Regions from separate parts of the Homo sapiens genome. Here all the other regions are linked to region 3. A link is a loop called in an ENCODE intact Hi-C map of the cell type or tissue named here. Cell type or tissue: heart left ventricle. All regions are shown on one strand.

Evidence for each region. Peaks named below come from ENCODE experiments on the same cell type or tissue, not always from the same donor. Only the 100,000 strongest peaks of a DNase experiment are listed, where the experiment ranks them.
Region 1: a loop joins it to region 3, with 5 times the contacts of the local background. A loop is called at or near these places in 58 of 110 quality-filtered maps.
Region 2: it touches region 3 in a loop (5-fold over the local background); 35 of 110 quality-filtered maps call a loop at or near these places.

Annotation. Positions count from the first base shown.
Region 1 is chr20:45,449,165-45,451,664 of GRCh38, forward strand. No RefSeq gene overlaps it. Among named protein-coding and RNA genes, the nearest start is that of WFDC2, 19 kb to the right of the region's middle. In heart left ventricle, a CTCF peak has its summit at 1,403 (motif pointing left); no DNase peak of the experiment used is centred here; H3K27ac peaks cover 515 bases.
Region 2 is chr20:45,435,684-45,438,183 of GRCh38, forward strand. All of the region lies in intron 2 of LOC105372631 (a long non-coding RNA gene), which reads left to right. Among named protein-coding and RNA genes, the nearest start is that of MIR6812, 11 kb to the left of the region's middle. In heart left ventricle, a CTCF peak has its summit at 1,376 (motif pointing left); a DNase peak (open chromatin) is centred at 1,338; H3K4me3 peaks cover 749 bases; H3K27ac peaks cover 399 bases.
Region 3 is chr20:45,766,147-45,768,646 of GRCh38, forward strand. LOC124904915 (a long non-coding RNA gene) reads left to right here. Exons shown (of 2, transcript XR_007067610.1): 2 at 1-1,434. Among named protein-coding and RNA genes, the nearest start is that of WFDC3, 24 kb to the right of the region's middle. RefSeq lists an enhancer at 1-451. In heart left ventricle, no CTCF peak of the experiment used is centred here; no DNase peak of the experiment used is centred here.

The sequences.
Region 1 (2,500 bases), 320 kb before region 3:
AGAAGGGAAGGAGCATGAGGGTCAATTGTCTGCTTATCTAAGAAATCCCCTTCCCTGAAGTTGTGTGTGTGTGTGTGTATCTCTGTATGTGTGTTGTAGGGTGGTGGTGGTGGTTTGTTATTTCAGTTACAGCAATAACAACTACCCATTTAGTGGACACCGACCATGTACCAGGCTCCATGCTTAGCCTTTTACACGCATTATTTCATTTAATTCCCAAGAATCCTGTGAAGGAGGGTGCATTATGGTCCCCAGTTTACAGAGGGGGATATGGAGGCACGGTGATGTCACGTAACTGCCATATTGTTTTCCTGGGGCAACTAGAACAAAGGACTACAGACTGACTGGTTTAAACAACTGCAATTTACCCTCTTAAATTCTGGAGGCCAGAAGTGTGAGATCAGGGTGTCCACAGGGCTGCGTTTGCTCTGAAGAAGCTGGGGAAGGATCTGTTCCAGGCCTCTCTCCTGGCTTCTGGAAGCTCCTTGACTTGTGGTCACATAAATCCAGTCTTCACATAGTGTTCTCCCGTCTGTCCCCTTTTTAAGGACACCAGTTGTATTGGATTAGGGCCCACACTGATGACCTCATCTTAACTTGATTACCTTTGTAAAGAGCCCATCTCCAAATAAGGTCACATTTGGAGGGACCTGGGGGTTACGACTCCAAGTAGCTTTTTTGGGAGGACACAGTTCAACCCATAACAGCTGATAAATGGCAGAACCCAGGCATATGTGACAGACCCAAAGGCTTTGTCCTTTGGGAGGAAGATTGTGTAAATTAGAGCCCAGACTTTCCAGCCAGGCTATAAAAGTCCTAATTCTGGGTTTGTCTGAATTTGGGAATTTGGGGATCTAAGAAGCAGCTTATTAGGTAAGGTGGGCGTGGGGGTGAGAAAGGGTGAGGCATCAAGCCCCCCATCACTGTTTGTGACTGAGCTTAATCCCATTGGGAATGCTGGGAGCAGGGCCAGACAATTCCTCGCAGCAGCTATCACCCCCTTTCCCTAGGAGAGCAAGTGTTTATGCACCAGTGGAGATATTCAGGCACCAGTCTCCATATGGACTGAGGGTTTCCGGCTGATCTGGGCCTGGGCCCTCCTTGTGTGGCTTCCAAGGAAGCCCTCAGGCAAAGAGATGCAGACACTAGCACTTGGAAATCAGCTGGTGGCACCGAAGGAGTCAGGTCCGGGGTAAGGGTAGGGCACATATCTTCTGCCACACTCTGTATGTGGCTTTGAACAAGTGATTTAACTTGTAGGTGTGCTCTGTACCTGTCTTCTCCCTGTGTGGGGTTGTTGTGTAGCTAAGTGAATTAACACATGCTGAGCCCTTGGACCATGTAATGACTGCAACTTAAACATTAACTATGATTATTATTGACTAAATGATACTGCCCCCTACTGGAAAATGTGTGACCCGGACATCACTTAGAAACTAGTGCTGGATGGCATTTGGGAGGGAATCTGATCCAACTTCCTCATTTCACAGATGAGGAATTCAGACCTAAGAAAGGGAAGTATGTTGCCCAATGTCACACAGCTAACATATATAATCATTATAATAGACAACCCAGGCAGCCTCATTCACTTGTTCATTCATTCACTCTCATGTGTGTGTATATATGTATATAATTATATACATATATAAAACAGACATGTATATAGCATATATTATGTGTATATAATATACATATTTTATATATTTATACATATTATTTCTATTAATATATAATTACATATACACATGTGTATATGCACATATGTATATAATTATATACATATGCATATAATATATATTATACATGCACATACACATGTATATAATTATATACATATATATGCATATATACACACACATATGTATCACTAGTGTTTGTAAGTGATATCCGGGTCACTCATTTTCCAGTAGGGAATAGTATAATTATATACATATATGTGCACATATATACATAATACATATGTTTTTAGAGACTGGGTATTGCTCTGTCACCCAGGCTGGAGTGCAGTGGTGCAATCATTGCTCATTGTAACCTCGAACTCCTGGCCTCAAGCAATCCTCCTGTCTCAGCTTCCCCAGTAGCTGGAACTACAGATATGTGCCACCATGCTCAGCTAATTTTTTAACTTTTTGTAGAAACAGGGTCTCTCCATGCTGCTCAGGCTGGTTTGGAACTCCTGGCCTCGAGCAATCCTCTGGCCTCGGCCTCCCAAAGTGCTGGGATTACAGGCGTGAGCCACCACGCCAGGCCTCACTCCTAAATATTAAGCACCTGTTTTGTGATAGGCACCAGGAAAACAGTAATGACCAAAACGGTAGCCTCCAAATTTGTTTGATCCCTCACACCACCCATTTCAGTAAAAGGTTTTTTTGTTTGTTTGTTTGTTTGTTTTGTTTTGGAGATGGGGGTCTCACTCTGTCACCCAGGCTGGAGTGCAGTGGTGTGATCTCAGCTCACTGCAACCTCCGTCTCCCAGGTTCAAGCGATTCTCCTGCCCAGC
Region 2 (2,500 bases), 330 kb before region 3:
CTCACATCTTTGTGTCCTTGTGGGGATGCAATTTAGATTGAGGCTCAGGGACAGCTTCTGTGAGAAAGTGACCTTTAGGCTGAGCAGAAGGAGGTGGCAGGAATGTGGAGGGAAGACAATCCAGGTGACGGGAACAGCTCCGAGGTGGGGAAGAGCTCCCAGTGATGGAAGAGGCAGCTTTGTGGCCAGAGCTGGTCAGCATGGGAGAGAGTGACACAAGGGCCTGAAAGAGGACCCGTGTGGCCATGGTAAGCCCATTGGTGATGAAGCCAGGGGCACCAGGTGGACCTGGTAAAGGAGGACAGATTTCACATTCACAAGAATCAGAATCTACTGAACGCTTTTAGGCGGGTGGAGACACGATCAGCTTCATTCACTTCCTTCCCCCATACAGTATTTACTTTTCACTGAGGTGTGATATAATGTATCCAGAAAAAAGTGCAGAAATGTATAACCCAGTGAATTTTATAGAACATTACCAGCATCCTAAAAGCACCCCTTCCACTCATTCCCCTAGAGTAACCACTATCTTGACTTCCAACTATTTGCCTGTTTTTGTACTTTCCATGTAAACGCGGTCATCCAGCAGGTGCTGTTTTCTATCTGGGTTTTTAACTCAACGCTATGTTTATGATGTTCATCCGTTCATTACATGTAGTTGTAGATCATATTTCCTTCTTTAAAAGATCACACTGGCTGTAGCATGAAGAATGAGCAATTTCAAAATTAAGCAAAATATTAAACAGCTAAGAATGGAAATAAAATTCAAGTCAATTTCAAAAAGAAACACAGGGACAGATTTTGCCAGATACCTGGTACAGATTTTGCCAGACATATGGTACATTTTGTTCGTTACTATATCTCCAGAATTTTCCTACCTCTTTCTCCAAATAGAGAATATTTAAAAGTTTTCTTAAAAACCCTGATATATAACATTTGCAATGTTCTCTACAGTTTGCAAAGTGTTTTCCTAATGATTTTCTGCTTTGATCCTGCAAAATCTTATGAATGCCAGTACCATTTCCCTTTTACAGAAGAAGAAACTGGCTCAAGAAGATGAGACATGATGCTTTGTAGCCGAGGAATTGCCTCAGGTGTCACCATCCCCGTCCCTGCGAATTGGAATTTCAGGCGGGGGCGAGCTGCTGGCTCTGCCGGCAAACTCGCCTTATCCCACGCCGCCGAAGGGTCCAAGCTTTCCAGCTGCGTAACACGACCAGGCCCCGAGCGCTCTGGCCCGGGGGCAGATACTTTCGGTTTGCAGCTCTCAGGGCAGCGCTGCCCTGGGACGCCCAGTGGGTTTTCACGGCTCCCCTGGGTCTGGGATCAGGGCAGCTCCGCCTAAGGGCGCGGCCCAATCTGAGGGTTCGTCGCCCCCGCGTGGTCAGACGTGGGAATGGCAGCTTCTGAAGCTCTATGTGTGGTGCCTTTCTGGGGCTCACCAGGTGCCATGTTGCGTGGGACCATGAAACTGTGGTGGTCTTGTCTCTGCCACAAGATAATGTAGGCTTGGGCCTCAAGATAATGTCGGCATGGTGTCCCATCTTTGGCATGAGTCCTACCCTTTCCAAGTGCAGTGGTGGCTGATTCAGTGGTGGCTCCCAGGGATATGATAGGCAAAGGGGGTTCGGTCTCTGCTGTCTGAAATTAATCCTGGGCTCAAGAGAGAGGGGCGCAGGTGAGGCCTGGGGCTCTTCATGCCTGATTTCCCGCTACCCCTCTGGCTTCCTCCAATTCCTACATCCAAGTTAACTCTGAGACCTGTGGTTACCAAGAAGACAGTCGATGTGGGGGAAGGGCAAAACCAAGTACCTACTATAGCTACAAGGAATAATATAAAGGAATTGTTCCATTTTGTATATTGGTATCATCAGCTTCTTGAGAAGCCTTTTGGGTAATTTATTGTAAAAATCACTACTTTAAAGACAAAAATCCTTAATTTTAAATGCTACAAAATTTAAGAGCTCGTTTGAGTTGATGCAGGACCCACAGTTCCCTATAGGGCGATCACTGATGAGTGTATGTGAGCTAAACGCACAGGAGCTTATTCTCGAGAGTTCTCAGGAATTCTCCGGAATTATGAGAAGCATATCAACCGCTTCATCGGGGGGGCTCCACTTGGCATTTTACAGGGAGAGTTGGGCAGTTCCCTTCTCAAGGCAAACAGATCTTACAGTGGCGTTTATTCAGATAAATATGAGAGCCGTGTGGGACTGGCTGTATGATGACGGGGATATCCTCCCACTGAATATGCCTATTACCCAGGTCATGGTAAATCTGGGGGTTTAGGGGGCCCCTTTTACATGGGTGCCCCTCCCACAGAATCATACAACTGTTTGAGAAGGCTTCTCAACTTGTCATCCGTCATGGGTCTTACAGATGCCACTCCCTGCTGGGAACCAGAAAAGGTAAAATGGTCTGGAGGTAGGAAAAAAAAGTTCCTAGGACCAGAACATAAAACATACAGGTTAATAGAATTATGAAATTTAAGATGTTTAAA
Region 3 (2,500 bases):
CAGTATCTTTCTGTTGATGGTAACCAAGAACCCTTACGCCCAACCATCCAATTAGAGGAGGGCTCCATTCCAGGGCAGGGCAGGCTTACCCAGCTGCTAGGCTAAGCACACACTTCAAGCATCAGCAAGTAACTGACAAGTTCAGCTTGAATGAACTTAACCAGAATTTGCAGTCAAGAAAACTAGAAAGAAACTGTTTTAATTTCAGTATAAGTGTTTCATTTTGCATCAAGTGATTTAAACAGTTCATTATTTGGGACCCTGATGTTCTGGGCCATCAGGTGGGGCAGGTTTGCTCTGGTTTTGAGTTTCAGTGCTAAGAAGGAAGAGGAAAACGAGAGAGAAGAGATTGAGTTGTTTATATTATCTGGCCTCAGGTGAGAGAGTACTGGAATGAGAAGCCTATGTTTAAAGGAAAAAAATATTAAAACTGGGAAAGTATTGAACATGGAAAGATGTAACCTATACAATGAAGTACAGCACAATGGAAGAACCTAAAAATTAAAACCAAGAATACATATATATATTTCTTGATATATATATCAAGAAATAGCAATCTATCTGCAAGCCGAAAAGTGTTGCAGAAGGAATGGAGGCTTTGTCATCGAATACACCTGCTGGTTTAACCAAACTAAGATTGAAAGTAAAAACCTTAGCCTGGGAAACATAGCGAGACCCCATCTCTACAAAAACTGAAAAAAATAGCCAGGTGTGGTGGTGCATGCCTGTGGTCCCAGCTACTTCGGAGGCTGAGGTAGAAGGATTGCTTGAGCCCAGGAAGTCGAGGCAGCAGTGGGCCGTGTTTGAGCCACTGCACTCCAGCCTGGGTGACAGAGTAAGACCCTGTCTCAGAAAAAAAAAAAGAAAGAATGTAAAAGCGTTTGAAGCCATTTGGCAAAGATCATGGAAAACAGGGCAAGCAATAGCTACAGAGTTCCAGAGCCATGTTAAATTAATAAATAAGTAAATATTTAAACATTGAATACCTTAACAATTAAAAATCATATCTATCTATTATATTGTTGAATGACAAAAGCCTATTACAGGATGATTCTACCTATATCGACATTTGCATATATGCATAAAGCAAGTCTGGAAGGACCTTCACAAGCATGTTAACAATGGTCACCTATGGGTAGGGAGATCTTCTTTGAATTTTTTTTTTTTTTTTTTTGGTGCATTAGCGATCTTGATGGTTTCAAATGTCATCACCAGGGAATGATAAACGCTGGGGCCTACTTAGGGTGGAGGGCAATAGGAGAGTGAAGATTGAAAAACTACCTATCTGATATTATGCTGATTACCTGGGTGACAAAATTTTCTGTACACCAAATCCCCAAGACACACAATTAGTGCGTGTAACAAACCTGCATATGAATCCCTTTAAAGTAAAATACAAGTTGAAAGGAAAAAAATAAAACCTCTTCAATCATCTTTCAGATAGCAATTTTTTTCATTGCTTCTTCAGTGTACATAAATATTCTTTTACATCATTCACACTTCTTTGAACTTTTCTGTACTGTTTAAATATCGCAATAATGTTTATGCATCCTATTTTAAAAACAACAACAACAAATTAAAAAATAAAAAGGAGAAGGAGGAAGGTGAGGAGGAGAAAAAGAATAACAAAAAAGACTTGTGATCCTAAGCATATAGACAGCTCAGAAATTGCAGGAAAGCTGAAAAAGAAAAACAAGAGAAAGGTAAAGGAAGAATGATCATTAATAATATTACTAAATTGGGCCAGGCACAGTGGCTCACGCCTGTAATCCCAGCACTTTGGGAGGCCGAGGCTGGTGGATCATTTAAGGTCAGGCGTTCGAGACCAGCCTGGCCAACATGGTGAAACCCTGTCTCTACTAAAAATACAAAAATTAGCTGGGCGTGGTGGCTAATGGTGGGTGTAATCCCAGCTACTTGTGAGGCCAAGGCTGGAGAATTGCTTGAACCCAGGGAGCAGAGGTTGCAATGAGCCAAGAGCACACCATTGCACTCCAGCCTGGGCGACAAGTCTCTGTCTCAAAAAAAAAAAAAAAAATTACTGAATTGGGCTACAGATTCTTAGAGCTGCTGATGGGACTTTCATGAACTTCTAATTCAGAGATCCCCAAACCAGACCACACATTAGAATTCCCTGAGGGCTTTTTTTAAATATTGCTCTGAATAAACACATAAACAAGCAGTTCCCTTGGCCCAACCCATCTTTGACCTACTGAATCAAAATATCTGGAATGGGATTGGGGAATCTGCACATTGACCAGCCCGTGCAAGGATCTAAAACCAGCCCCTGGCAACCACTAATGTACTTCTGTCTCTACGAATTTGCCTATTCTAGATGTTCCATATAAATGGAATTATATGGCCTTTTGTGACTGGCTTCTGTCACTTAGCATGTTTTCAAGGTCCATTCATGTTATAGAATGTATTGGTACTTCATTCCTTTTTATGGCTGAATTAATATTTCATTGTATTGATATACCACATTTTGTCTCTCCATTCA